2 separate regions of the Mus musculus genome follow, and region 2 is linked to region 1. The links are chromatin loops, found by intact Hi-C in ENCODE. Cell type or tissue: left cerebral cortex. All regions are shown on one strand. Each heading gives the region's core, and the rest is flanking DNA. Links, peaks and the distances in the headings are about the cores only.

Region 1 (16,147 bases), core at 4,526-12,525:
TTTGTCTCTAGCAGTAGCAAAGAAAATTATGATTCCATGAAACTCCTGACAGGCAATGGCTATACCTTCTTTGTGTAACAACAAACTGATTTTTGAACCCAATATGTTGCAGTGCAAAGGCAAGATATGGACCAATTTATTCAACAAGGATAGTGGCTATCTGACTGTGCAGAGATTTCCTTTCAATTTCTCCTGTGAGAAGAGGGAACCAGTTGGGAGCTTATAAACCTTGCCACCTATAGTAACCATCTTTCTTCCTGATCATAACAGAACACAAGAAATAGAATCAGAGCAAACTTTTCTGATACAGAGATGGGACGATGACCAATGACCTGAGAAAAATTCTTTCATGTCTCTTGTAGTTACTGTTTAGATCGATAGCTAGGGCCAGCCATACAGAAGGGTTACCTGTACAAGACACAGGTGAGAAGCGTATAAAGGGCCCAAGTTTCCTATATCATTAGCTTTTTTGTCATCCATTTGAATTCTTAGTAATTCCACAGTGGGGACTTTCTGTCTAATTTTACAATACAACCCACAAACCAGGAAGCTGGTAATACAGCCATAAAACTTGTACTGTGTTTTATTATTTTTATTATTCTTTTCCTTTTTCTTTCATGATTATTCTTTTATATGCATACTTATTACCTAATTGAGTTATTTCTGGGGATGTTCCAGGCATCCAGTTCTGCAGTTCTTTCTAGTTCTGAAGGCAGGCACCTTTTGACCACTACAGCTTTGACCTAGAAAGTGTCTCTACTTACCACTGTTCAATACCCTAGCCTCATTACCCAAAGAGAGAGGAGGACTTGGTTTCCCAGGTCACTGCAATTACAACACTAAAAAGAGATAGCACAGGCCAGGGGCTGCCAATGCTCTCATCCACTAGCCTCTCCAACAGAGGGGAAGTGCAGAGTGATTACTCCTTGCTATGAATCATGAGCAGAAAAGGTAGAAGAGTCAAGAGCCCCCAGAATTTTATTTTGTCTTAAAGCTTTTAGTTCCCAACTATGTATATGGCCCTGGGCATTTGCTAGAGGGCAATTTCAGATATGCTGGTAACTTGCCCACTAGGAACACAGGTCAATAAACTCCAAAGTGATTAGAGTTATGATGTAGGTATTTGCAGAGTAAGTTATGAAAATATGTTTCTCAAAGTAGTTAATGCTTGATTTTTCTCTTAATTTTAAATGAATCAAATGAGTACCATGTTAAGAATTCAATATAGTCCATTTAATGATATGATCCATGATAATATCCCATAAATACTAGCTCCTTTGAGATCCGATCTTTGGCTAAAGTGGTTTAAATACTTTTAAAGTAAAATAGAAATATCTAAATAAAATGTGAAGTTATACAGCAAGTATTTTTTTTACATTTACTTTTTGTATTAATTGCTTATTATATTCATTTACATTTTAGATAGAGTCTCCCTTCCTGGTCTACCCTTCCCACCCAACTCCCACCCCCCACCCAGTCCATTCTCCCTCTCCTATGCCTCTAAGAGAGTACTCCCCCACCCACTCACCCACCCCATCTCAACCCTCTAACATCACCCAACCTACTCTGGGGCAACAAGCCTACAAATGACCAAGAGCCTCCCCTTTCATTGATGCCAGATGAGACAATCCTCTGCTACATGTGTAGCATGAGCCATGGACCCATTCATGTATATACTCTGGTTAGTACTTTAGTTCCTGGGAGTTCTGAGGGTTCCATTTTGTTGATACTGCTGTTCTTCCTATGGGGTTGCAATCCCCTTCAGCTCCTTCAATCCTTCCCATAACTCTTCTATAGGAGTCCTGACCTGATTCCAATGGTTCGTTGTAAGTATCTGTATCTGTTTCAATCAGCTGCTAGTAGAATCTCTCAGAGGACAGCCATGCCAGGCTTCTGTCTGCAAGCACAACATGGCATCAGTAATAGTGTCAGGGTTTCCTGCCTATGCATGGGATCTCAAGGTGGTACAGTCTCTAGATGGCCTTTCATTCAGTCTCTGCTCCATCTTTTTGCCCCTGTGTCTCCTTTAGACAGGAACAATTCTGGGTTAAAATTGAGGTGGATGGGTGGCCCCGTCCCTCAACTGGGGGCCATGCCTATCTACTGGAGTTGGTCTCTTTAGGTTCTATGTCCTCTCTGTTGGATATTTCGGCAAACATGGGTCCTGGAAGCCTCTCATATCCCTGGTATCTGGGACTTTCTAGAGCCTACCTGCCCCAACTCCCCACCCCTACTGCTACATACTTCTATTTATTCTCCCTGCCTTGTATAATCTGGACTTCCATCCTGTCTCTTCTCATATCTGATCCTGCTACCCCTTTTTCTTCCCCATCCCCTCTCCTTCCCAGGTCCCTCCCTCCCTCCCTTTATCTCCTGTGATTATTATGTTCCCTCTTCTAACTAGGATTGAAGCACCTACACTTTGCTTTCCCTTCATATCATCTGTGATATGTATCATGGGTATTCTGAGCTTTTGGACTTATCAGTGAGTACATACCATGTGTGTTCTTTTGAGTCTAGGTTACCTCACTCAGGATATTTTCTAGTTCCATTCATTTGTCTGCAAAATTCATGAGGTAGTCATTTTTAATAGATGAGTAGCATTCCATTATGTAAATGTACCATATTTTCCGTATCTGTTGAGGGAAATCTGGGTTTCCTGCTTCAGGCTATTATAAATAAGACTGCTATGAACAAAGTAGAGCATTTGTCCTTGCTATATGTTGGAGCATCTTTTGGATATATGCCCAGGAGTGGTATAGCTGGGTCTTCAAGTAGAGCTAGTACCAATTTTCTGAGAAACTGCCAGACTGATTTCCAAAGTGATTGTACCAGCTTGCAATCCCACTAGAAATGGTGGAGTGTTCCTGTTTTTCCACATCCTTGACAACATGTGCTGTCACTTGAGTTTTTGTTGTTAGCCATTCTGGTTGGTGTAAGGTGGAATCTCAGGGTCATTTTGATTTGCATTTCATTAATGAGTAAGGATGTTGAACATTTCTTTAAATGCCTCCTGGCCATTTGAGATTCCTCACTTGAGAATTCTCTGTTTAGCTCTACACCCCCTTTATAAACAGGATTATTTGCTTCTCTACAGTCTAACTTCTTGAGTTCTTTGTATATTTTGGATATTATCCCTCTATTGGATGTAGGGTTCATAAAGATCTTTTCCCAATCTATAGGTTGCCATTTTGTCATATTGACAGTGTCCTTAGCCTTACAGAAGATTTTTAGTTTCATGAGGTCCCATTGGTCAATTTCTGCTCTTAGAGCTTGAGCCATTGGTGTTCTGTCCAGGAAATTTTCCCCTTTGCCAATGTGTGTGAGGCTCTTTCCTACTTTCTCTTCTATTAGATTCAGTATATCTCGTTTTATGTGGATGTTCTTGGTCTACTTGGACTTGTGACTTATATAGCATGTTTTATTTTGGAATTTTAAATTCATTCTATGACAGACCACACATTGTGAGTTTCTTAACAACAATATATAGAGATGTTATATGAATAGCAATATTGAAAACATGCTCCTTGCACAGGTTATCCACAGTACTCCTGCCATGAAGAAATACTTTACACATGGAATCTCATTAAAACACTATCATCTAGTGGGGTTTCTGTGGTCTATACACATATGGAAGATAGGCAGATCCTGATTCCAGAAAAACATTCACAAGAGTGCGAACACCTGAGGTCTCCATCTGTTAGGACCTTTATATTATCTATGAACCCAAGGTCATGCTCTTCTCAAATGGTCCCCAAATAAGAGATAAACAAAGTAGCCAGATGAGGGCAGACTATCCTTAAGTCTCAGGGTTTCATTAGGGTCTCTCTACTCTGCAACTCCCCAGAGACTTCTAGGGACATTCGAGAAACTACACTGGAGTCACTCTGCACCTGACCCAGCCAGGAATCGTGCCCCCCCTTTTTTTCTCCATACTATGTCTCAAATGCCCCTTAATTCTTAATTTTAGCTGTCTCTCCCTGTATTTTCTTCCTTGTCCCCTTTCTGCTTCCTCTCATTAACTAATTGTTACTAATTAATACTCTATTGTATAAATATACATTTACTTTATCCTTTTTTTTATTGAGGGACATATATGTTCATTCAATGTTTGGTTATTATGATGAGAACAACAATGAACATGGTTGAGCAAACATCTCTGAGGTAGGATGGAGCATTCTTTGTGTATATGCCTAAGAGTAGTATAGCTCAATATTGAGGTAGATCAATTTCCATCTTACTTAGAATCACCACACTGATTTCCACAGTGGCTGTACAAGTTTTCACTCTCACAAGCATAGAATAAGTATTCCTCTAACCTTAAATTCTCACCAGCATGAGCTGTCATTGTCTTATTGATTGTACCCATTTTCATGGGTTTAAGATTTCAATTCAAAGTAGTTTTAATTTGAATTCCCCTGATGGCTAAGGATGTTTTAGCCCCTAACTGTTTTATAGCCATTTGAGTTTCCTCTTTTGAAAACTCTCTGTTTATATTCATACCTCATTTTTAAAATTTTTTTTATTTTTCATTTTTTATTAATCATTTTATCTCTCTCCCCTCCATGAAAACCCTACACTATGCCCCTCCCCGTCGCCTCTAAATGGGTGCTACCCCATCCACCCACCCAATCCCTGCTCACCCCTCTATCATCCCCTTTCTCTCCACAGGACTAAGCACCTCCTCTCAAACTAATGCCAGATGAGGCAGTTTTCTGCTAAATATGTAGTAGGAAGCATGGACCAGCCTATGTATACGCTTTGGTTAGTGGTTTAGTCCCTGGAAGTTCTGAGGGGTCTGTTTAGTTGATATTGCTGTTCTTCCTATGGGGTTGCAATCCCCTTTAGCTCCTTCAATCCTTACCCTATGCCATAGGAGTCCCTGACTTCAGTTCAGTGGTTGGCTATAAGTATCTGATCTGTCTTAGTCAGCTGCTGGAAGGGCCTCCCAAAGGACAGCCATCCCAGGCTCCTGTCTGCAAGCACATCTTGGTATCAGCAAATGGTGTCAGGGTTTTGTGTCTGCCGGTAAAATGGATTACACAGTGGGACAGTTTCTGGATGACCTTTCCTTCAGCCTCTGATCCATTTTTGTCCCTATATTTCCTTTAGACATGGACAGTTCTGGGTTAAAATTTTTTACATGGGTGAGTGGCCCCATTCCTCCACTGGGTGCCACGTCTATCTACTGGAGGTGGTCTCCTCAAGTTCTATCTCTCTGTTGTTGGGTATTTCAGCAAATATCGTCCCCATTGGGTCCTGGGAGCATCTTGCACCCCTGGCATCTGGGACTTTCTAGTGGTCCCCCAAATTCCCTACCCCCCCCCCACTGCTACTTGTTTCTATTAATTCTCCTGGCCCTCTGGACTTCTCTCCTTCCCATACCTGGTCCCACCCCTTTTTTCTTCACCTCTCCTCTCCTCTCCCACCCAGGTTTCTCCTTCCCTCTTCCTCTCATGATTATCTTGTTCCCCCTTCTAAGAAGATTTGAAGCATTTACACTTTGGCCTTCCTTCATGTTAAGCTTCATTTGGTCTTTGATTTGTATTGTGGGTATTCTGAGATTTTGGGCTACTATCAACTTATCACTGAGTACATACCATGTATGTCCTTTTGGGTCTGGGTTATTTCACTCAGGATGATATTTTTTTAGTTCCATTCATTTGCCTAAATAGTTCATGAAGTCATAATTTTAATAGCTGAGTAGTATACAGGTCATTTAGTTATTTGATTCTAGCTTTTTGAGTTCATTATACATATATACATTGGATATTAGAATCAGACAGAGGCATCTGAGCAAATTTCATGGAAGTGAGACAGAGAATAGCAGCAGTATGGGAGTAAAATATGGTACACTGCACTTAGTTTAGATGAGTCTAGGGAAAAAAAAACAGACTTTACTTAACTAAATGGCAAGAATTGTTCCTCTGAGCTGGCCATTTGATACATAGTGGCCTTGAGGTCAAGGGTAGTGTCCTGTGAAAGAGATGTCCTGCAGAACAAATCCCCTCAGTAACGTATAGCTCTTTGAAACTAAGATCCATCATAGCCTCCAACTGTCCAAGTTCAGGGTATGAGTTGTTCATCTTCATCATCTAAAGAATTCATTCTTTTCTTATTTTTTTTACAAGTCAGTGAAAACCACAGTCTAGTGATGTAGAATCCGAGTACAGTCTTTTTTTCTTTAGCTCTTTTTATGTCCAGGGTGAGTTCTGTCTTCTCTCTGCAATTTTCTTACCTTCCTCCCTGTCATACCAGGTCAAATTCATCTCTCTCCTCTTAATTCAGAGATGGAACAATTATATATACACTTTTTTTTTCATTTGTAGAATATTTGGATGGCATCCTATGAAGTATATGCATGGATTGTAAATAGAATGTATGAGGTGTTATCCTGTGTTGACATTCTTGTAAATTATATTTACCACTCTATATTGCTATCATAAAGCTGCTGAGCCCTGGGTCCCCTGTGACTGTGCAGTGACCACTGAACTGCCATCTTTACTGGCAATGGAAGTAATTTTAAGCTGTTTGGAATACATGTACTACATTGCACTTTATCTTTTATTTCCCAATATCACCACCTCTAAAACCCAACCACATGATGATTTGCTCTAGTTACTGGCAATTACAATGCTTTATGCCTTGAAGATGCTGGTTTTTCACTCTAGAATCTTTTCTCAGCTTCTACTTATGACTCCTATAGGTTCCCCAAAGCTCAGCTTAAACCTCCTTTCCTTTCTATGAACCCCCAGTGTGACATTTCCTCTCATATACAATAGGCTTCCCCTTATCCTTGGCTCCACTTTTTGTGGCTTCAGTTGCCTATGGTCAAATGGAAAATACTAGAAATAAACAAATCACAAGTTTTAAATTTGTGGTTCCATTCTGCATGGTATGGATGGAACCTCCTGATATCTAGTACACTGTGCTCCTACTTTTCATCTTTTATCTGTTCTCTCTGTCTCTGTCTCTCCTATTTCTCTCCATCTCTCTCTATTTCTCTCTCTCCCCATGAGTAAGAAAATAATTTTATTATACAATAGTATAATTGTTTTATTATTGTTTCATTAATACACTGCCTAATTTATAAATTTAAGCCTCAACACAAATATATATATATATATATATATATATATATATATATATATATATATGTAAACACAGTACACATAGAATCCACTTACCCTCATTGTTTCAAGCATCCACTGGAGAGCTGGCAATATGTCCTCTTCATATGCAGGAATGCACCCAATTAATTTACATTGTATCTCAATCAGGTGTTTGTCATAGAACTCATGATTTAACTTAGTATTTCATAAACTTTCTCCTTGAGAATAATTATCCTATAGTATTTGATTCATATCTGTGTAGTCTCAAACTATGCTAAGTGAGTCAGTTAGTCTTTGTTTTGACATCTCCATGCTCTCTTTTATCCCAGGAATTGAAATCAGCTGTTAAAGCAGATGGCTATTAGGAACCAGCCTTGAGTATGCTAAGAGGTGGGTTAAGCTGTGCTTGTGGGTGGACATGCTTCTTTCTCAGGGGTTCCATTTGTGTAATGGAAATTAATTTGATGCTCCTCCAGAGTGGTCTTCAAGTTAATGCTGTGCCATTTCTAAAGGCCTCCAGGACTCGTGGATGAAGGGCATCCAATATGAGCCTCACAGTTACCTAGAGCTGTTTGAAGGTTTATCTATTTGCTACTCAGCAAGATACTTGGCATTCTCTTAATACAGCACATCAGCAATTCATTAAGAAATTTCTGGAACACTCAGAGCCACTCCCACTTTAACAGCAGGATACTGCAACTGTTCATCTTGATATCTTTGAATAGTTACGGTGTATTTAATGACAATATACAATTAAGGCTTTTGGTTTATATAAGAATTTTATAAAAATAGATAGCTATTAGACTCTCTAATATCTGGCACCTAAGAGAAATAAAATCCAAATCCTTGCATTTTACTTACTTACCAGCATCTTTCAAATGAAGAAAATTAATTCTGACTGTATAAGAGGCAGCTGAGATAAGCACAGAGGCAGTTGATTACATAAGCATCTAGTGCTGATCTCTACTGTTCACACACTAGTGCTTCCAGTGTAGTAGTGAATGCTTTTTATGTGGGGGTCAAAATGTGCTTGAACATGGGTGGGGTGGAAAAATGGTGTTCTGAAGGGCATCCAAATGCTCATTATTTATAAGTTCAAAACTGACTCATGCATATGGGCATCAGGACAGCTGTAGTCCCTACAGGCTTAAAAGAAACCAGCCCCCAGAGTATGCATTTCTCTATCTGAAGTCTCATGTGCAGCAACTATAGAATTAAATGAGACAGCCATGCATCCTAGTGCCAAATATCCAAAGATTTAAAGATTCAGTTTTAATATCAGGTGTCCATTATTAAGACAATCAGCCAAGATATCCAGATGTCAGTTCAAACGCTAAAAGGAACAAGACTCAGCACCATGAATAACACAATGGCCTCTTTTTGCAGTTGTGCCAAATTGAAGCTGCTTTCATTTTATGTAGGGCAAGTACTTCCAGCAGCAGCAGCAGCAGCAGCAGCAGCAGCAGCAGCAGCAGCAGCAGCAGGAAATACTGTTTGTTTGTTATGTTCACTCTCATTTCAAAATCTAACCAAAATCAGATTATGAGAATATTTTAGCCCTAAATCAGTGTATGTATGAGATTTAAAAACCTTTGTAGTTTGGCTCTGTCCTCTTAATCCAACCACTGTAATGTAGCTCCTGGCACAAACGCAACTCCTCAGCAATGGCTTCTCATTGTTAGAGTATTTTTGTCACTTTACTCAGGTAAAATTGTTCTGTTACTTTTCTGTCTGGCCAGGCCCTGCCCATCCTTGAGAAGTTTGATGTTGAAGCCTAGGCTTTCCTCATGCAGCTGTAGTCACTGGCCTCTTTAAATTCAGTGTATTCCTAGTTCTAAATCTCATAATTCAGCAACAAATTATTTGAACTCTTCGACTTATGCATGTCAGTATGATTCTCAATGTTTTATCTGAAGAGACAGAGTAGAAGGTTCTATGTAATTTACCTTTAGGCTACATTTCTTCCTGTAAAAAGAAACTGAAGTGAAGTTTGCATGCAATAAAACTTAGCCTTTTATTGTACATTTTTATAAGTTGATATATATATATACATTATATATATATTAGTGTACTACAATCAAGGTATAGAAAAAATTTCATCACCTCAAATATATGTCCCTTGTGACTTTTTACAGAAGATCACTGCCTACCTGAAAACATTAATGATCCATCTGTTTGCTGTCTCTATAGTTTAGCCTCTATGGAGTCATAAAGTATATAACCATTCCAATCTAGATTATTTTACTTAGCATAAAGTGTTATGTTGTGTTGTAGCATGTGCCATTATGCTTCAGAGAGAAACTCTACTATATAGACACACTTAGTACATATGCTTATACATTTACCAGGTAGAAAATATTAGGGTAACATCCAATATGAAACAATAAAGCCTTTATACAGATCTGTGTTTTCATATAGATCTCTCTCTGATCATAAGTTATTAATTCACTTTGATAAATGCTTAGGACTGAGTTTGTTGGTAAGTAGATGTTTAACTGTATAAGAAGCTTTTTTTTTTTTTTTTTTTTTTTTTTTTTTTTTTGCAGTGCCTGCAGCAGGTTGTGTGTGCATCAGTAACATATGCGAGCTCTGGTCTTCCAGGACCTCACTCATTCTAATAGGCATGTAGTGGTTTTATGCTACAGGGTTGATTAGCATTTTCCTAATAACAAACAACACCAAATCTCTTTCCATGTGTTCCTTTATGGTCTATAATTTTATTTGGTTTTATCTTGCTTTAGGCTGGTTTCTAACAAGAAAAAAAATCAAGAGTACATTAGGTACTTATTGGCTATTGTTTGTGGACTGTTAAATTTCAGAGCACTGACACCATTCTCTCTGTGTGGGACTTGCTTCCTTTGCTATCTGCTATTTTTAAGCCTGGTTGTACATCACATATGGTGCCTGGAGTCTTTGCAGTGAGTGTGGTCCACCTCGCTGTATCTGAGCCCCACTGTAGGGGAATGCCAGGACAGGGAGGTGGGAGTGGGTGGGTTGGTGAGCAGGGGGAAGGAAGAGGAAGGGAATTTTGGAGGGGAAACCAGGAAAAGGCATAAGATTTGAACTGCAACCCTATAGGTGGAACAACAATACGAACTAACTAGTACCCCCAGAGCTCATGTCTCTAGCTGCAGATGTAGCAGAAGATGGCCTAGTCGGCCATCATTGGGAAAAGAGTCCCCTTGCTTGGTCTTGCAAACTTTATCTGCCCCAGTACAGGGGAACACCAGGGCTAAAAAGTGGGAGTGAGTGGGTAGGATAGCAGGAGGGAGGGGAGGGATGGGGAACTTTTGGGATAGCATTTGAAATGTAAATGAAGAAAATACCGAATAAAAATTGGGAAAAAAAAAAAAAAGAAAAAAGAACAAAAGAAGAAGAAAAGAAAAGGCAGGTGCCAAGCAGTACTTCTTTGTCAACTTTTACATTCTTCTTTTACCCAACTTTTGTATTTGCACATTTAGATCCTGGAAGAATTTGTTTCATAAAAAATAAATAAATAAAAATTAAAAAAAAAACAACTTCTGCTATGATGTGGGAAGAGATAAATTAAGGTGATCCTACTGACATTGAAGGCAATCTGTAGATGCAGAGCTGACCCAGAGTTTAGGAAACTAAGCAGAAGGAAAGAAGTGGGCCTAGGTACAAATAAAGGGTAAGGAGTTCATGACAGTGACAGGGAGGGTGAGCAGCACTATGTTTTGTGTTTACTTGTGTTTTCTGAAGGTGTGGTTCAGAGAAAGGAGATGGAAGCAACTGGGAGAAGAGGCTGAGGAATGTAGGGAGGAAAAGAGTATTTACTGTTCATGATATATAATGCTCTCTTTGGGGTCTTTTCAGTTAAATAAGAAAAAAAAAAGCAAACAAGGCTTTTGACAAGAGGAATCCAAGCTTTTTAGAAATTGATATTAGCACAAGCTCTGAAGCTTACTTACATTTCAGCAGCAAGCGACTCAGTCCTGACTGTGCATGCGTGTGTACACATATTTGTGCAGGAAGAAAATGTTGTCATATGCATGGCTTTGTGTAGCCACCACCGCAAACAGGAAATTTAGCCACACACTCCTTTTGGCAACTCATTGGTGATTGTAAATACTCCCTCATCTCTAAGTGCCAGGCACTACAAATATGCTCTCCATTTCTGTAATGATGTTCTCACCAATGGTGTATTTATGGAATTCTGCAGTATATATGTCCTTTGGAGACTGTTTTTCCCCACTCAGTATAATTCTGTTGAGGTTAAAGCAAGTTGCTGAGTGTACAATTCTTCCTCCTTATACTAAGCTAAGTCTCGGTCTATGGTGTGACTATGCCAGTTTGTTTAGGCATTCATCCATTGAAGAACATGTGGTTGGTTGATTGTTTTGGCTATTCTGAGTGAAACTACCATGAACATCTGTCTATCAGTTTCTACTTAGTAAGACGTTTCAATTTAGTAGGACAAATTCCCAGGAATATGATTTCTGGATGATGTGATTAGTCTTGGTTTCTTTTCATTTTAAAAGAAATTCAAATTCTATTCCATAGTGACTGCACCAATTTTTATCCCCAGCAACAATGTGCGAATGATCCAGGTTCTCTGCATTCTCTCCAGTATTTGGCATTATCATGGTTTTTCATTTTAATGATTATGTACATCAGTAGTATTATTTCATTACCATTTTAATATTTCTATTGATTAATGATGCCAAGCATCATAGCATGTGATTGTGTACCATCTGTAGCTCTTTGCTGTCTCTTAGTGTCTCTGTTCTTATTTCCTAATTTTGCTTACTTTCAACACTGGTACTTGAGCCTCATTTACCTATTATATGTGCCTCTACTTTGACCAGTATATGCAAATATTTTCTCCCAGATTGTAATGTCTCATCCTTAACAGAATTTTCACAAAGTTAAAAAAAACTTATCATGCTGTTCAAGTTATATTTAATAGTTTTACATTTAATTAGTTATATGTTTTGAGAGCTAGACATTAAGAGCTTTTCAATTCTTCTGAGTTCCAAGTACTTTTGTTATATTTTTCTGCTGAATTGTTGTAGCCTCATAAACTCATTACTCAATTTTTTGCTTACTCTAAGCATGATAATAATAATAATAATAATAATAATGATAATGATAATTTGGATATGGCCTTGCCATTTAGACCAGGGCTCATTCTAAAATGAACTTATTGCCTATAAATTGATCCAGCATCATTTACTAAAAATACTCCACTTCCTGTGTTGAATTGCTTTTGCCTTAAATTGGCACAACTGCATTTGTTCTTTTTCCTTCTCTAATAGAATAAGGAGAGCGAAGCTACAAGTTTGGCAAATTCATAAGAGCCCTCCTGTGTCTTTGCAAAATATTTTGACATCCATATCAGCAAAATTCTTGGAGCTTATTGCCAAATCCAGGCAAAATGAGCTGTTTTATTTCTAAGAAGAAAAATCATTCACCTTTTATTTAGCTACTCTAGTTGGTATTTTAAAGGTCTGCACAACTCCATTTCAGACAAAATGTCATATTTTTAGAACACTAGAAGCTGCAGTGACTGAAAACCCGGGAAGGCCCATTCTGGTTTGCAACAGATCAGCTCTGCATACACAGGTCCCAGACATGCAGCAGGCAGGGCTTGATACAACTTTCACTCATCGTTAGATCAAGTAGGAGGCTGGTAGAGCACTGCTTCATCTGGTCCCTGGAGTATCCTGGCCTAATTTTATATGTATTTTCTAATTCAGTTTCATGTTAAGCAATATCCCATTTTGTGAACATAGAAACCAAATTTAGTGGATGAATATAGCTAAGTGAAATTGCAGGTCTCTCTCTCTGAATGCATAGCTCATGCTCCTCTTTGGGATTATATTTCTTTAAAATTAAAACTTATACTAAGCTATAAATGAATTATACTGTTTGTCCAAGGAGTTAACTATGAGATCTTCGCATGATGCATAGTTGTCTAGGGTAACAGAACCAAGAGAAGGAAGTTAAGAATGATAGAGTTGGTGGTGGTGGGGGATGATCAAAGAGTAGTCATTAAATTAGCTTATACAAAAGATCTGGTAGTAAAGCAACTGGGCTGCATGTTGAGGAACCAAGAACCCAGCATTAGTCTATGAAACTGCATCTCTCAGCAGTCCTGATATGAACCTGAACATTTATCTGAACCATCCCTGGAGAGCCCCTGGTATTGAACACATATCAGAAGACTGAAGAAACTGAAAACCAATGGCTACAAAAGATGGTAGCAGAATACATCTGCACCTAGACAGAGGAAGAAAAGATAATTTTATTTATCCCCAGACCTCTCTCCATCTGGACTAAATATTAAAAGGTGCTCACTTTGAAAATGGAGCTCTCCCCATCAACCAGTCCTATTAGGAAACATCCTTAAATGCAAATCCAGAGATGTGTTTGCTAGGTGATTCAAAACTATTGAGTTGTAGATGAAAAGCAACATCACAGTCTTAATGAAGAGGTTAAATGCAGCCATACATTTCTATATCACTGAATAAATCTTTGTGCATGTCTCTCAATAGCAATGTAAAAGTGATACAAATAGCATAATAAACACATGTAAGGTTTCCTCTTTCCATTTGTAGTTTTGTATTTTTCATAACAATGCCAATTACAGATAGATAATTGCATGCTGCATCTCTTAACTAAAAAAGGTCTTTGAAAACAAGAATAAATTCATAGCACACTTTTAACTAACCTGGTTTATGAATGTTAATGTTTGCACACAATTATAATTAAATTTGCCCTATGAACATTTGAACATGAAAGGAAAACAAAATCCATAGAATACAGCTTCAATTTTTGCACATACATACATACATACATACATACATATGTGTGTATACATACATATATACATATATATGTGTGTATGTATGTATATACATATATTATTCATACACACACACATATGTGTGTGTGTGTGTGTGTGTGTGTGTGTGTGTGTGTGTGTGTGTGAGCATGGCTACATTGATCATCACAAAACCCTGGCTTCCATAGTCATCTTCATTAACATATACCACATGGGTAACTATTCATTTAACTAATGTTAAAAATAGAGATACAAGGGAGGAGAAAGTGCTTATCAGGTAATGGCTCTTTCTTTCAAGCCTAGGTTCAAGTCCCAGGACCCACCAGGAGAACAGAAAAAATTAACCCTCCCAAGTTATCTAATGAACTCCACATATGAGCTGCAGCATGCTCATACACACACACACACACACACACACACACACACACACACACACGTACACATGCACACACAAACATGATACACAATCAATGAATGTAATTTAATTTTTAAAATGAAGACATTTTCCAGGATGTTTATTGGCTTAACTAATTTGTAATATAGTTTGTAACAATGTGAAATGTTGTACATTTTGCAAGATGTTCGCCTACTCTGCTACACTGTCTTATTATTATGAGAAAACATTTCTAGTTTTCATAAAAATATTAGTTTTCACCCTATATTACAGCCCTTGGAGGCTTTAGAAGAAATGTGGAATTTTGAATTATTTTGAGAGAGAGCTGTTGTACTGACTCTTCTGATATCCAAATATCATCTTCCTACTTCCCACCTCAGGTCCTAGACAAATGGATGGAAAATGATGAGGGTAGTTTCCTGTAAAATAAAATTAATAGGAAACAAATTTAAGAGTTGTTTACAAATGTAAATGCTAAGCCTAAGAGCAAGAAAGCACCTCTGGAGTCCAGTGTAATAATACTATCATCTAATTACAGGCAGGCACACTTGTAAACACATGTAAGGTTCCAACATGCAGCAATAATGTCTGGATATGCCTCAAGAGCTCCATTTTTACCACCACACCAGGACATATGCACTTTAATAGCATTCCCTTAAGGACTGTTAAAGAAAAAAAAAAGCTGTTAAAAATTCTATAGCATGAACATTGCCTTCGATGGAAAAATAAGGCATAATGGGAAAAAAAAAAAAACAATGTCTTAAAAGAACATTTTACTAAAAGAGATTCTTAAAGATGATACCATTTCATATTTGCAAAGACACATGAGTACCTTTGCTGCCTCCATTTGACCTCCTGTTCTCCATGATTCCTTCAGTGAAATCTGGAAGCTTGGGAGTCTCCACCTCCTCTATTCTAGAGTTCCCTTCACATCAAATACAAGCAATGCACCCCCAGAACCTGTGAGGCTTTACTTGACATTGCTCCAGGGAACAATGGCTGTTCAAACAAGTATAAGTAAACTCTGGGACCAGATTAACTAGAATTATTCTAATCTCTCTGATAATTATTAATTATAACACTACATGACAGTTTGGCAGAATGTGGGTTTGTCTGCTGGCTTCTGTACACAGACCTCTGACTGTCTCTAAATTGCTTACCTATCTCTAGTGATTGCAACTAAAATAAAAATAGCAGAAACCACGAGGACAAAATTCAGCCATTTGTAACTGGATCACATCTTAGTTTGATGAAATCTGTCCCTTAGAATCACAATTACCTTCTCTAGCTCCTCCATTGGGGGCCCTGTGTTCCATCCAATAGCTGACTGCGAGCATCCACTTCTGTGTTTGCTAGGCCCCGGCATAGTCTCACAAGAGACAGCCATATCTGTGTAGAGAAAATACCTAAGGAGCTGGGGGGAATCTGCAACCCTATAGGTGGAACAACAATATGAACTAACCAGTACCCCCCGGAGCTCGTGTCTCTAGCTGCATATGAATCAGAAGATCAGAAGATGGCCTAGTCGGCCATCAGTGGAAAGTGAGGCCCGTTGGTCGTGCAAACTTTATATGCCTCAGTACAGGGGAAAGCCAGGGACAAGAAGTGAGAGTGGGTGGGTGGGGGAGCGTGTGGGAGATTTTTGGGATAGCATTGGAAATGTAAATGAAATAAATACCTAATTTAAAAAAAAAAAGAACTTCCCTCGGGTAAAAAAAAGAAAGAAAGAAAGAAAGAAAGAAAGAAAGAAAGAAAGAAAGAAAGAAAGAAAGAGAGAAAGAATCACAATTACTCCACTAAGGATAGAAAGTTTAGCCCACTGGAATCTGAATT
Region 2 (16,147 bases), core at 3,764-11,763, 140 kb after region 1:
TTCACCAACAGGAAACTGAATGCTTCAAAGTTCAAAATTAATGATTAGCAATACGTATATAAAATCAATAGGAGATAAAAATATATGTAATATGGAAATTATGCCATAAATACATATATGCATACATATACGCATACACATATGTAAATTGTGCCTCTTTGCTCCTCAGTTCACTCATTTCATTTTGCTTCTCTTGCCATCCTGGGCTCTTTGCCTCTGTGATGGAGGCTTCATCTCTACAGTCACAGTGGCAGGAAACCCAGTCATTGCCAACAGGCACCCTACTGCTGAAAGCTATTAATGCCAATGTTGTTAATGACCGAGCCAGTTGAGTGTGGTGATTTAGGAGGGAAACTTATTCCTTGGTGCTCCCTGGGGCCTTGTTCTTAAATGAGATGCCTAAGCTGTTTGCTCCTGTGGAATAAGGAGTATTAACCACTAACCACCACACTTCATATATCAGCACATTGAACTGAAATAATGGAGTGCTTAAACACACATCCCCAAACCTTCAGTTAGGAAACCCCCATGCCCCAAGAAATATAACACTCCTGATTTTTGCCTAAGAAAGCTGGACAACAATGCTATTTATTCTGGTTATAAATATTATTTTCTTACAATGACTAGAGTATGAGTGAGGTACAGTTAAATTTCCTTCAGGAACTAAACACATTAGAAGTAACCTGAAAAATCAATACCAATTACTTGCAAGCAAGGGCAGAAAAATCATTGAGACTATCGAGTGTGCACGTAGGCGAATGGCTTCAAACAAAGAAAATACTGGCATAACCAAAAACTCCCACAAAACAGGGAGAAGTAGGAAAGTTCTCTTCCACTTATTTCACTAGTTGTGCATTAATCTGTAAAATCCAACAATTGTTATACTTAAAAAGAAAAATGAAAGCATTCAATAAAAGAAAGATATTTCACCAATTCCCTGGCAGGAGAGAGGCTTGCCGGGTTGTCCCACTAAGATGAAGGCATTCAGAAGGTGTATGGGGATGGCTTATCTACATAAACCAGCAAGCCTTTCATTCAGTACCCAGAGAGTCTGTGTGCCAACACTGCACGTTTCATGTCTCAAGATTTCATTTAGCACAAAATCACTTTGAGGAGCTTGCTAAATCCTTTGGTGGTTTTACTGTGTCGTCTTTTATTGCATATACTGAAATAATGCCTTTCAAAGTCCCAGAATTTTTAAGCTTCTATTCAGATTAAACTATCACAAAAAGTAAAATTCCTTGCTTTATCAGTATCTTCCAGTAGAAGAGATGGGTGCAACTCTGTATGATAAGGACTTATATACCCAAGTTTTTGGCTCAGCTATAATATAGAAGCTCTAAACATCTTCTGAGCTTTGATAACACATTCAAGCCCATGATGGCTGTGCTTGTGATTGTGGTTGAGGGTAGGAGGATTCAAAGCACTCAAATTTTCTCCTTCCACTTGTCAGTCAAATAAGACAATATGAATTCTGTACCCACTATTACATTTCATATAAGGAGGAAAATGTTATGTGTGTATGCCACCAAAGAGAACCCACAGAAAGTTCCTTTGGATCTCCTTTGGACTGCTATTTGATGAATCTCAGATGTGCTTTCAGTCAGAATGATATGCTTCTTCTTTTAAAAAAATATTTTAGAATTATATATATGCACATAATATATATATCATATATAGAATACCTTTAGCCTCCCAATGTGGGCCTAAGTCTTCCACAGCCACAGACTCTTGACTCATTTTGTAGTACCAGACATGAATTCTGTCTTGTTATATGGACATCAACACCAGTCAGAAAATGCTGGGTTATCCCCATAACGTCATTACCTGGATAGTGATAGTTATTATAAATGGTATTCTATTCAGAGGGGAGGATGGAGATAAATCCTGATATGCTGAACTCTAATTTAAAAAAGAGAAAAAAATATCTCAACCTTACTACACTCTTGTCCTTACCAAACACTGCAAACACTCCCAGTTGATAGAGAAAAGGTTATATAAATATATTTGGAAGAGTTGTCTTAAAATCTTATATCAATAAAAGCCCCTTCTTACTTCCTTTCTTCTTTTTTCTTTAACTTTTTTTTTTCTGAGACAGGGTTTTTCTGTATAGCTCTGGCTGTCCTGAAACTCACTCTGTAGACCAGGCTGGCCTTGAACTCAGAAATCCTCCTGCCTCTGCCTCCCGAGTGTTGGGATTAAAGGCTTACACCACCACAACCGGCTCCTCTTTTTCTTTAAACTTGGGGCTTCATATTAATAGGAAGCACTAGAGATAAATGAACATAATAATTTATGTAACTAATATTTATCTGTTTTTTTGTTTTTCAAAAGAATTAAATTATAAGCATTAGATATTCTTACTTTTCTCCTTTAAAACAAACATAATTCTTGCCTCAATTTCATGTGCCCTATTGTTAAGTGAAACTTGAAAAAGGAAATAATATTTGTATCTGTCTCCATGAGTTTATTCAGGTACAGTTTCCTCAGCAGGGTTTCATTGAATGTTCCCAGTAGTGTTGAGTTGGTTGTTAATGGAATATTGACCAAATAGTTTATTGCGACAAGTCCTTCCATGCAAGTGAGAGGGGACTTGTTTGAGATTGCAATTGCATCCAATACTTTAATTCATGACATAATGTAGTTGAGAAAGCTTAAGAAAGTTTTAAATAATTCTGTAAATGTAGTAATTCAGTATTTCAAAAATGTGTTTTGTGTGGAGAAACTAGAATTATCATTAACCAGAAAAAAATTCTGTATTATAATGATCCAGTGCTTTAATTTATCTTAAAATTTAAAATGAATATTATAGAAAACTGGAACATATTGGAGGGACATAAGAAGTGATTAAAAACATATATTAAATGCAAAAACAGACATGATGTGCTCTATACCTTGTTCATAAACCAGTGGAAGATATACAGATCAGAATAAATTTAGAAACTCAACAACTAGTGGAAGTAGGGCATACCCTGACCAACAACCATTTTCTAGAATGATTATATTGAGGAGAGTTTCAAAGGTGATACAGGGGAGAGGTTGGGCCTGGAGAGATGGGTCAGTCAGTAGTGAAGAACACTTGCTGATCTTTCAGAGAACTTAGGTACAGTTCCCAGCACCCATATAGCACAGCTCACAATCCACCTATAACTCCAGCTCCAAGGGATTTGATGCCCTCTTCTCTCCTCCTGAAGTACTTGCATATATCTAACATAAACTCATTACATACATGTATACACTTTAAAATGTTTTGAAGGAGCCTTGTGGTGGCCATTTTGTCATCCACTATGTTCTCCAGAAGAGTAGTTGAATCACATAGAAAGAGAGCCTGGGGCCAACAAAGTGTGAGTGACTGCAATGAGTTTCTCAATAGTCCAGAAACATGAAGATTTAGAGAAAGACCTATAACAAGAAAACTAAGAAGTATCTTGATAGAACTATAACAGAATTAATTAAATGTTTTTCTTGATTCTGAAATAGTAATATTGAAGAAATTCCATCTAATTCTATGGTGCTTTAAGCTTTGTAACTCCATAGTCCCATCTTGTTCCAGAACTAAGACATGGATAAAAATTCTGATCCTTTAGTAAGAAAGATCACAGAATTTCACATTCTAGATGATATTATTTTGACTTAAACATTCCCTGCAGCTTAGTTGACTGCAATCATTGTTTCTACTTAAAGTTTAATATAGGTCAGGAAAGTCGAAACTAAATGTGCATAACAGGTGATATGTACATGATCCACAGACACAGCAAATTCTAACTTGATTTTTAAACCGTTTGATGCCCCTTTCAAAAGATTAATCAGAGATCCCACTCAGACTTCAAACAACACCCCCTTGGTAATGTTAATCAACAGATATAAACTTTTTAACCAAGGAGGAGGAGAAACAAGAATAAAGAGAAACAAGATAAAGAGTAAGAGAGGGAGAAAGGTGGGGAAGGAGGGAGGAAGGGAAGGAAAGGAGAGAGGGAGAGAAAGAATAAGGGATCAAGTGAAGAAGAGAAAAGGAGCTTTTTCCTGACTCTATGGTTTTGAGGTGAGCTGTACTTTCAGGACATGTGACCTATACAAGAGGAAGGGGAAAATCAATGGCTTTGGTCACCATTAACTGAAGAAGGAAAATTGAATGAGAATAAATGAGTGAGTGAAAGAAGAATGACTGCGTGAATGTATTGCACTTTATTTAAGATATGGAAGTTTGTTTCCTTATAATAGCAGTAGGTGTATGTTGTGATTTAGATGTGCAGTTACATGTGAAATGTTTCCCAAAGCTTTTATGTTGAACAATTAGTCCCCAGATGGTGATACTGCTTAGAAAATTTGTGGGTCACTGCAGGAGGTGGACCACCATGGGAGGGTCTTGAGGCTTCAGAGAACTTCCCTGCTTCACAATCTCTCCTGCTTCTTGGCTGCAGATATAGTATAACCACCATCATAATCAACTGTATCCCTTAGAACTGTAAGTCAGGATAAACACTTTCTCTATTTGAGTTGCTGCTTCTTGGATATTTTGCTCACAGCAATGAGAAAAATAACTAATAAAGTATAAAAATTCATTCTATGGCTTTAATCTACTTCCTATAGAATCACATTCACTGCAGACTTAGAATATTAAAGCCAAAAAATTAATACTGATTTTACAAAAGATGAGAAAATAATAACAAATGTTAAATGAAAGCTGCCTTGTTTCCTGGCTGGGTAGGACTTGGTAACTTCATTTAAAATTATTTTCATACTCTCATCAGTGAAATAGGAACTACCATATAAAATGATGGGGCATCATACAATAAATGGTCCCTTAATTTGATAAAGCACACGGAGATGATAAAGCAAACTGCATCTCACAACATCTGTCAGGTAATAAGCAACTGGCAACCAATTTGGGGTGATGCTTGCTGCTGCTGTGGCTCTGGGCTACACCACAGAGAAAGGCTGCCCTCTCCTCATAAATGGACCAGCTCCTGTGAATACCATCCAGAGCATATGCTGTGAGAATATAATTAAAATGTTAAATGTCCCAGCCTCTCTAGTCATCCAAACTATCATTTTAATGTCAATTGTAATTTTAATGTAAAATATAATTTTAATGTAAAATTATAATTTTAATGCAAATATATTTAATGTAAAATTATAATTTTTAATATAAAAATAATAAGTATCCAACAAAATGAAAGGAACCATCATTGGGACACTCAGGGCTCTCAGCTCTGCCTTGTAGAGTTGGTGCTGTGCTCAGCACATGACTAGGCACAGGGTTTGACTGTCATATGACTTCGGTCTGGTCTAATTCACACAGTATCATCACCATATGGCATGTTCCCAGTTCTCTTGAAATAATTTGCTGAGGCTTTAGTGTGTCCAAATGACCGATATCTTTATGCTGAATATTTCTTGAGGTTTCTTCAGGACATCAGAACATGATGGAGTATTTTTTTTCAGATGGCTCTTTACCAACTGGTTATGAAATTGGATCAGCTGGAGGCAAGAACAGATGGGGTTGAGCGGCAGATGGAGGTCCTATGTGAGAGATGCAAACTCACTCTGGCAAAATCAATCATGCCATGGAAGCGAGTTTCAGTTTGGTTAAAGAAAATGAACTGAAGTAGACAATTGAATTACTGGGTCATAAATAAGGGCTCACACTTTAGAAGTGCTCCTGATTAGGTGTCAATAAGACAGATGAGCTAACGATGCAGCATTAGAACTCTTAAAATGTCATCTCTGTCAGTATTAATTGTAGCTTTCTTTATTTAGTGGGTACTCTGTGCCAGGCACCTCGTATACATATCTCTTTCCATCCTCATGGACTCCCTGTGAGACAGATGATTGTCCCACGTTACAAATGGTGAAACTAAGAGTGTTAATTAAGGAAATTGATCAAAGTCATAGGACTTTAGGGAAGAGATCTAGAAACAGAACTCAACTGTATCACTAGGAAAAAACTACAGACAACATGGCCACACTGTGACTTTCCAGGACTCAGCAAGTGAGAAGTAAATGGTTGTTTTCAGTAAATCTCAGAGGCTTTGCACAGTTATAGTTAAAAGCAACTTATGATGATTGTAGTGCACTCCAGAACACCTGCCTCAATGCTTATGGGACAAGCAGAGCTGGTGGGAAAGTCTTGCCATTATTTTCAGTGAAATAGGGGGTCAGCAGGATCACACACAGGGCTATAATGAGTTACACAGAATATCTCTAGACATCTCACAACTGCTCCCTGCTCCTATTTACTCTCACATCATCCTGAAGTCATTTCAATCCAGAAAAACATCTTCATAACAACCTCAGGGTGTTAGGTATTAATTCCAGTCCAGAGTCATTACCTCAGGCCCATACTTAGACAAACGCATGGATATAAGATTATGGAAGACCTGAAGTACCCCCACTTTTGTCTGTTCAGACTGCTTTGACAAAAGAACATAAACGAAGTGGTTTATAGATAGCAGAATTATGTTCCCCCAGTTCTAGAAGCTGAGAAGTAGGGGGATCAAGGTTTTGGCAGATTCCCTAGTAAGGAACAGTTTTCTGTTCTCTAGATGTACACACCTACTACTTATATCTTCACATAGCAAAGAAGACTCCCCAGGTCTCTTTCAAAAGCTCACTAGCATCCTAGTAATTCCTACCTCCTAATACACACAAAATCGGTAGTGACACAAACATTCTGTCAGTGAACCCACCTTCAGAACTGTGAACAAGCTGTAAAGGAACAAGCATTTCAGCCCAGAGTCCCTGTTCTAACCTCAGAGTGAGCAGGAAACAGGAGTCAATGATAGCCTACCATTTGCCAGGCCCTGGACAGACCATGTAATTGTTGGAAGGAAGAAAAAGTAAGTTTAAGCAACAGATGGAAACACATCTGCCAGGCGCCACGCTCTTTCTATGTTATTTCCTTTCCTACCACATTATCGCATATTAGCAAGTTCCTGTTGGCTGCTAGGCTGTGTTTTCTCCTCAGCCAAATGTTCAGAGAGCAGGTACCAGTTATTGAAAAACCTTATTTTAAAAAACAAAACACAGAAGAAATGGAGAGCATATTCCCTTAAGTAAATTACTGTCTGTGCCTTATTTCCCCAAAGCTGAAAAGTAGTTTTTACTAATTTTATTATCCAAACCTGGCTCTTCATACATAAATAACACAGGAATCTTCAACTCCTCAGGCAGGTAGAAGAATTGCTCCTAAGTGGGTGACTATATTATCTCTCTAGACTTAACTCTGCCTCTGATATGAAGATAGCAAGTGCTTGCTAAGAGCAAGAATAGATCAAACTATGTGTGTTGGACAATAAATTAACCCTTAAAAATCAACAACAAACTGAATAATTAAATATAACATTATTAAGTCATAAGTTCAGATTAAGGAAATATCTTATACTGGGACACTAAAGAAATTATAAATGCCACAAACCATGTTTTAAAATACATGTCATCCTGGGCTGGGTACATAGCTATTGTATATAGCTCTATATAGCATATTCTACCTACATAAATCCTACTGAAGTACCAAATTATAGGCTTAAACGAATTTGGTCTGTACTTTCATCATATTGTAATAATTCTGAAGTTGGGATGTCTCTTACTGCCATTAGCATCTTAGATCCACTTTCATCTCCAGGGCAGTCATGATGGTGATGCCCTCGTGTACACTAATAATCTCTACCTATATGCAGTATGCCGGTGTTAGCAAGAAAACCACAGGGATTATAACAGACTAACCTTATTTTTCTTAGGAAGAAGTCATTTTAAAATAAGGCAAGCAAAATAGTGAATCACACATCTAACATTGGAGAAAAAAAGAGATCTATTATATGCCATTGCCAGTTGGCTCAAGAACACAGCACCAAAGCATTTCAGTTGCTTAATAGATGGTATGAGAAATGTCACCCTCTTATTCAATTAGTCATGTTGAAGCTTGTTTTTAAATTTTATCTACAAAGAGTGGGTTTAGGTAATAAGAGCTATAGCAGATTTTATATACCCACCTTATATTGTATGGCCAGAGCTAGAAAACAAAGAAAGAAAGAAAGAAAGAAAGAAAGAAAGAAAGAAAGAAAGAAAGAAAGAAAGAAAGAAAGAAAGAAAGAAAGAAAGAAAGAAAGAAAGAAAGGAAGGAAGGAAGGAAGACAAAAACAAAAACAAACATACAAACAAAAACATTAATGACTGAGTCAAAAAAGTACTTCAAAGAACTCTATATAATAAGAAGCCTCAAAAATATCTTAACTTAGGGCATTTATTTTGGATGATAACTAATATAGGAAGGCCCAGATAAGTAGAATGGTGCAAACCCCAGGCAATTGGTCCTGGGATTTATAAAATATAGGTTGAACCAGCAATCAGTTATATGCCAAATTAGCAGGATTCTTTCATAGTCTCTGCTTCAGTTGTTGCCTCCAGTTTCTTGCTTTTGAGTTCTTGCATTGACTTTCCTTCATGCTGGTCTGCAAATGTCAGCTGAAATAAAGACTTTTTCCCCAAGTGGTTTTGGTGTTTTAAGACAATATAAAACTTATAATGCAAACCTAAAGTTGCAGAGATTGTGCTATGATTTGAATTTGTATATAAGGTCTAATACTAAAATGTATAAGTATTGTTAAAAAAAAAAACAAGATTTTCAATGTCAAGTCAGCTATTAGTTATAGAAACTCATTCTCTTCTATATTTTGTATGAAAGGCACTTCATACACATTTTTTATAACTTTGATCTGAATCTTATGAATTCATATTACTGGAAGTTCCATTGATGAAATTGAAAGTGAGCTCTAGGACAACGGAGTCATTTCATTCTGGATATAAATTACATCGGCATCACTATTATATAGAGAAGTAGTCACTTATATCCAATTGCCACCATTGACTTATGGACAATATCAAAGAGATTTTAGTCAATGATGTGAAGAAAAAAATGAGACTTTTTAACAGCCATTTAAAATTGTTATATTTTGCTTAAATGTTGCAGTGTCTATGTTTATCACCTTTAATAAATTTGTAATTTGAGTTACACTTATTGCTTAATCTTAATACATTTTCAATCATATTTATCATAAAACATATCTTAACTTGCAAAATACATGAAACTCAAGAAGAAGGAAGACCAAAGTGTAGATATTTCATCCCTCTTGAGAATGGGGAACAAAATACCCATGGAAGGAGTTACAGAGACAAAGTTTGGAGCTGGGATGGAAGAAAGAACCATGCAGAGACTGCCCAACCCAGGGATCCGAACCATAATCAGCCACCAAACACAGACGCTATTGCACATGCCAGCAAGATTTTGCTGACATGACCCTGATATAGCTGTCTCTTGTGAGGCTATGCCAGTGCCTGGCAAATACAGAAGTGGATGCTCACAGTCATCTATTGGATGGAACACAGGGCCTCCAATGTAGGAGCTAGAGAAAGTACCCAAGGAGCTGAAGGGGTCTGTAACCCTATAGGAGGAACAACAATATGAACTAACCAGTACCCCCTGAGCTTGTGTCTCTAGCTGCATATGTAGCGGAAGATGGCCTAATCAGCCATCATTGAGAGGAGAGGCCCTTGGTCTTGCAAAAATTATATGCCTCAGTACAGGGGAATGCCAGGGTCAGGAAGTGGGAGTGGGTGGGTTGGGGAGCAGGGCAGGGGGAGGGTATAGGGGACTTTTGGGATAGCATTTGAATTGTAAATGAAGAAAATATCTAATAAAAATTTGTTTAAATAAAAAATCTTAACCAATATATATTCATATATATTCTTACATATATACATATATATATATATCCTTATATATGATTAAGATTGATAATAAATTTTTATGAATAAGCAATTCTTAATGAATTCTTTTAAGAACTATAAAAATTTCAGGTGATAAAACATGCAGTGAATCAGTTAACTAAGTGATACTTATCTTGTTTATTGTATTTTTAAAAAGTAATTACCATTACTGGAATCATAAATATAACACAAGAATACTAGGGTACAAGTTCAGAGAAGATGGTATGTCTGGAAAGTAACGCTTACATGATGATTAGGAGATAAGGACCCTCAGCTTGCTTCGGTAATTAAGCCAAATAAGCAAGTCACTTAATCACTCTGAACATAGAACTGTGCCAGACAATTTCTGGTACAAGGACAGATTTGTATAAGAACTGTACTAGGGAATTTATACACTACTTCTGTCCCCAAAGATTTCAGTGAAAACCCCCACCACAGGACATTCATCAATGAACTTGTAGAGGATATTTAAAGCCTTGTCTGTCCCTAACCTTGCCTATCAGCAGACCACTCTCATGCATGCACCTCTTTTCCACATTAAAGTTCTCAACCCAGGCTTCTTATTGGCAGATTATAAAATGGACACTTCGAGGCCAGGGATCTGTGTTGTTGGCCATGTAGAGAAGGAAGTAAAGTAAGCTGAATGCCACAGATCAATATCTGGTACTTCATCTGGGAAAATAAGGATTATTCTAGCTATATAGGTGAGCAAGAAGTGGAGGTCAGCATAAGACACAAGTCATGAAGAAGAAGATGAGCAGGAATAACAATTTGCTGCCCAAAGCCCCTTGAACTAAACTTTAAACTGAGTATGTTATATTGCTTTTGAGCTTGGTTAGATTTTTTAAATAACTTTTTAAAAAGTGATTTGCATTTATATCTAGGTGGAAAAAATTCCTACTGTTGGCTAAATCTTTTTCTTTTCCTATGGGCAGGATCTCATAGAGGAGGAAAAAAAAAAGCTATTGCTCATTTGTACTTTCCTGTGATGGTATTTTATGTTAGGGTCTATGAAAGAAGCTATCTAAAAATACCTTGAGTATTGCAAAAATATCCTTGTAATTCTACAGAATTCAACTTTTTAATGGCTGTTCTTCTCCCTTCATGTCTGCTTTTCAATTATTTCTTCTCCTTTGGAACACTGCCACATTTGAGTTTCTGAGGGGCTCTCATAAATACTTCTATCTACCTAACTCTATATCCCTCCTTTGGGATCCTCATTTTACTCCTAGCGAGTTTGGTAAGTGCATGAACTCAACCCCAGATACACAGAGAAAGATTCACTTTCAACAAAACCTGAGCATTACCAGTTGAAGTCTATTTCTTAGGACACATAAATGTAAGGGCCTCCTGAATACCTGCTTTCAGGGCTGTACCTATTCGATGTTATAAATCCTTGCTTGGTAGTAATGCTGCTGACAGGATAGTGAAAGTTTTAGCTTATCTCATTAGCACATGAGTTGTTCCCCACTATAGAACTACTTGGCTTCCATTACAACCCAGAGGAATCAGAAACTTCTTTCTACATGTTCACACTTAGAATTTTCACACTCTTCTTCAACTGCTAGTGTCAAGCGAAGATGAAGGCCTCATCTGAAAACACCACAATGGGTACCTGCTTCAATTATATTCTTCTCAAAAAATGGGTCAAAATTCTAACTCTGGCCCCCTTGGTGATTCATTAAGTCAAGGGTGACAGCCTGAGATCGTTTCAACATAAAATCTGTCCAGACCAAAATCCAGTAGCTGGTCTCTTTAAAGGGAGAAGGGGAGGCAGATTTGAAATGCAGAGAAGACAGAAGCATGTCAGTGACCAATATGAGGGACTTAGGAAGAGGAGTTGAAATTGTGCTGCCACAAGGCAGAGGAAGTCAAGAAAGGTTCTAATACTCTAGAAGAGTTGCCCATTTAGAGCCTCCAGAGAGCAAAAGGCCCTGTTGGTAGCTCAGGTTTCCAGATTCAAGACTGGAGAAGTAATTTCTGTTGCTTTAAGCCATCAGTCTCGTGGTAAGTTGTTATTGCAGCCCTAGAGAATCGATGCAATTAAAACAGCTTCTGATCTCAAAAGCAATCTCAGGAGGACTTTGGTGTCTCCAACAGTTATTATTTTGTTTATTTTAACAAAATATACCTCAAAGGGCACCACTTTGAAGTTTTGGACAAGCAAAGCCAGTGCAAGTAGCAGCTCTCATTGATGTTTTTAACATAAAAGCCATTCGAAGGCTTAGCCTTGCATAAGGAATTCTACTGTCTCCCAGACACATCACCTCTGTCAGAGTTGGCTTTCCTGAAGCATCTCAGCCACACTAGTTTCTCTTGGATCTTTCTACACCCACACACTGCCCAACCCCCACCTCATATCTCTCTGATTGCATTGTACCACTTACCTTTTATAAGTACTCCTTGAACACTTCCTACTCCCTTGAAGCAATGATTAGGCACATTCTACTGTGTCTAATTCTGCATTATCACAGTACTGGGCTAACTGTCTTCTTCACAGGACTGTAGCCCCATGATAGTAGGTGCAGGACCAGGGCTGTGGTGCATGACTCTCAATGTACAATTAGCATGGCAACTATTTAGCAAATGAAGGAATTCTATTATTTAGACGTGGCTGGAACTGTGGTCCACTGTTCACTCTTGAAGCTGTATTATTTGCAATACACGAAATTTTAAACTATAGGAAAATCAGTGTATAACCTTAACTCTAAAATTAATTTGGGTTAGCAGATTTAACTTTTCTCCTGTAAAGTTTTAAATGAGTGAAAATTCTACTCCAACCCAAAGGTATTTTATAAATAAATAGACATAGCTGAAATGGACTTGAGCTCATTATATTTCACCTTGCGATTAACCTTCATGAATAGGCCAGTTCACCTTAGGAGTCTTTATTCTTCTGTGTAATCAATTAGCGCTTGTAATAGACTGAAAAGGTTATATTCCAGAGTAGTCATCATCCTAGAGAGGAAGAAAAGATACAGCAGAGGACCTATGCAGTGAATATGATGCTTGGGTCTATCAGGCATTAAGAAAGGCCAACAGAGGCAAATCCCTATGACACCAAGCAGTGTTAAAGGACATTCCCATAGGTACAATCTCAAAAGCTGAGTCCTAGTGACAGTGTGAAAGAGTTGGTAAGTAGAAGCATCAAGGCTAGCCCAAAGTAAAGTTTCTGAACCTTGACCTTTTAGGCTGGGTCGTTCTTTGTTATCATGAGAGTGCTTAGTTAGGGACCCAACAAGAAGCTTCTCTGTCCTAGGAGTGTCTAAATGATGACTGTAGGTCTGTGTGGGTCTCCTGGAGAATGATCAGAAGCCACCGAAATTAATAGAGAAGCAAACTGTAAGTCTTACACACAGGTCAGTGTGTGCTCAGCCAGGGTTTTTGAGCTTTATTCTGAAGATATAGAGGAGAGTTCAAGGGTTTTAAAGATGAAAGAGTCAGGGGCCAGTTTATATTTAAGCCACAATGACTCCACTGGAAATGATGGGATCAAAACAAATTGGGATAAGTTGAAGTGATTCAGGAGGTATGTGGAGAATAGAAGACAAGGGAAGGAAGAGATATGAGAGATGTGCTATTAAATCTCTCAGGTTTGTCCAGGATCATGTACTGATTCAGAGCTTGGGTAGTAATACCCCATAATCTAGTAATATCCTAATATTCTACAATATCCAGTTGTAAATTAACTCCAAAACCATAAGAGAGATTATCAAAAGCTTGAATCCCAAACAAATTACCTGCTCGATTCTTTTAAGCAGGAAATAGATATATTCATAGTATCAAAAATATAAAAAAATTTTTAAAAAATAGTAAAAGTGACATTACTTAAGGATTCAAATTTAATTAGGCCTTTGTCAAAGATTCATTGAACAGTCTGTAAAAACAAACAAACAAACAAACAAACAAATCCCTTCAGTTAGAAAAGTAATCGTTATAATAGAGACCCTTAGTAAGCCACTCTCCTCTCCCATCCAGGCTGACAAGCAATGGCCAGAAGACTAAGGCATAGAGGTGAATTGAAGAATGGAGGCCAATTTCATTGCCTGATTGTCCAGAAAATTATCTCATTCTTTTGCTTTAGTCTCCATATCTATATAATAATAACAGAATAAGTTGTACATCTGGGTATTTTATAAGACTGGATCTTTGACAATAGTGACAATAGTGAGAAAACTAATTGCAGTCATTTGGCAGGACTTCTATTTTTATTCAGACATTTATAAGTATGTGTAGCCAGTCCTCTAGGCAAGAATTGACCAGAACAAAAATGTCCTAAGTACCTATAATGAGTGGAAAAAGAGAGGGAGACTATGATGTCAGTCAAAAGGAGGCATAACAGAAGCTGCCACTAGGCCAGGATCAAAGGCAATTAAGGATTCAAAAAAGAGTCACTTTCTTAGCCTCGTTTTTCTGACAAATCTACACTGCCAGTTGCACAAAGTTATTCACAGGTCTTGGCTTGCCCCTCTGGAACACAGGTTATAGAGGTGACTGTCAGGAATCCCATAGAGACATCGAGGTTTGGCAAGGAGACTGCTTGAGCAAGCCCCAGGTGGAAATAATTCAAACTTAAGCAAGAACATTACAATGCATTTGAAATTTTGAAGTCTATCGAAAGGTATTCATTTATCATATGACAGGTCAGTGGGATCTCTGTGCTTTGATTCACTATATTTTACATACTTAGCTCCTATGACAACATTAAAAGGCAGAATAGCTTGCTAATTAATAGATAATATCTATTTTAAGAAATCATCAACTGGGACTAGAAAAATTGATCAGCAGTTAAGATCAATTACTGCTCACACAGAGACCCTAGGGTCAAGTCCTGGCACTTACATGATAGTTCACAGGCCCCTGTAACAGAGGATCTGATGCCCTCTTCTAGTCTCCACAAGCTCTGCACACATGGTATTCTTACACACATGCAGACCAAAAAAAAAAAAATACACAAACAATAAAATAATCAGTAAAATATTTTTGATTACTAATACCATATACACTAACAAAACAAATTATTTCAGATCATAAGCCAAATGTAATTCAGAAATTGAACATTAGAATATATAGCTTACACTGACCAGATTCACCATTAATTCATTGTTACTCATTAAAATAAATAACATGTTTCGCTTTACAGGTGACATACACATAATTATTATTTTACATGCTCAATTTACTTTTGCTTATACATTGAGAGGTAGATATAAAGTTAATCTCATTCTACACAAAAGCAAGTTGATATTAGGATGATCTCATTTTCTAAAGGCTAGATAGCTAGTAATTAGTAACTTTGCAATTTAATGAGAAGATTGTCCCTAAGCCCCATGAAGAATAAGATAAAAAAGAAATTACTGATACATAAACCAATTATAGTAACTTCATTATAGATATCTGAAGTGTGGGACTAGAGAGAAGGCTTGGTGCTTCGAAGCTCCCACTAATCTTTCAAAGACCTGAGTTCAGATCCTAGTACTCACATTGGGATTGGGCACCTCACAAGCACCTGTAAAGCCTGCTCCAGGACATCTGGGAACCTCTTCTTGCCTCAGTGGGCATACATAGAGCACACATACTCGGGGTGTGTGTGTGTGTGTGTGTGTGTGTGTGTGTGTGTGTACATGCCCGCGCGCGCACATGGGCATGGGCATGTACACACACACACACACACACACACACACACACACACAGACTTAAAAATAAAATAAACCGTTAAAAAAATAATGTGAAACACATAGAATGATCTACTCTAATAAAAGAGAATGTTTATTTCTATATCGTCTACACTAATAATAGTATTATATAAACTCAATAAGTTCTGTTAGCATATTCTGTAGTAAAAATGGGGAAATAGAATAATTTCAGTAACTTAAAAAATAATTTCTGTATTTACATTGGTATACTTTTGTTCCACTTCAAGAAATTTTTATTCTGAAATTTTGGCATGTGTGGATTGTAAAAGGCACTATGATTTTATACTTTACTTCATAATAAAAAAAAGAAAATTGAATAAGTGTTTTTCTAAACAGTTTCAAATTACAGAAACATTGAGAAAGCTTAAGTACCAAAGAATAAACAAATCATTTAAAGTGCATGGTTCCTCTAGAAAGTTCCTGTAAGGAAAATTACATTGTTGAGAGTTAAGAAGTTTTAATTTTGTTTGTATTTTTTTGGGGGGGGGAGCAAAGCTTCCAATATTCATTTATTTCTAGAACTTTGACCAGTTCTGCCTTAACCATTAACTACTTCTGCAAGTGGTATTTTGTTTTTTGTTTTCTTTTGTTTTGTTTTAGTTGGGTATTTATTTCACTTACATTTTGTTTGTATGATTTAAGCGGTGAGATGAAGCTTACGCTGCCCATATGAGGGACTACGTATC

What was found. Peaks named below come from ENCODE experiments on the same cell type or tissue, not always from the same donor. Only the 100,000 strongest peaks of a DNase experiment are listed, where the experiment ranks them.
Region 2: a loop joins it to region 1, with 2.2 times the contacts of the local background. A loop is called at or near these places in 2 of 42 quality-filtered maps.

The regions. Positions count from the first base shown.
Region 1 is chr6:46,553,652-46,569,798 of GRCm38, forward strand. All of the region lies in intron 13 of Cntnap2 (contactin associated protein-like 2), which reads left to right. Among named protein-coding and RNA genes, the nearest start is that of Gm25161, 80 kb to the left of the region's middle. In left cerebral cortex, for the core only: no CTCF peak of the experiment used is centred there; DNase peaks (open chromatin) are centred at 8,212, 8,544, 8,746, 10,030 and 1 more place.
Region 2 is chr6:46,699,225-46,715,371 of GRCm38, forward strand. The region is part of intron 13 of Cntnap2 (contactin associated protein-like 2); the gene reads left to right. Among named protein-coding and RNA genes, the nearest start is that of Gm25161, 230 kb to the left of the region's middle. In left cerebral cortex, for the core only: a CTCF peak has its summit at 7,172; DNase peaks (open chromatin) are centred at 5,497 and 6,877.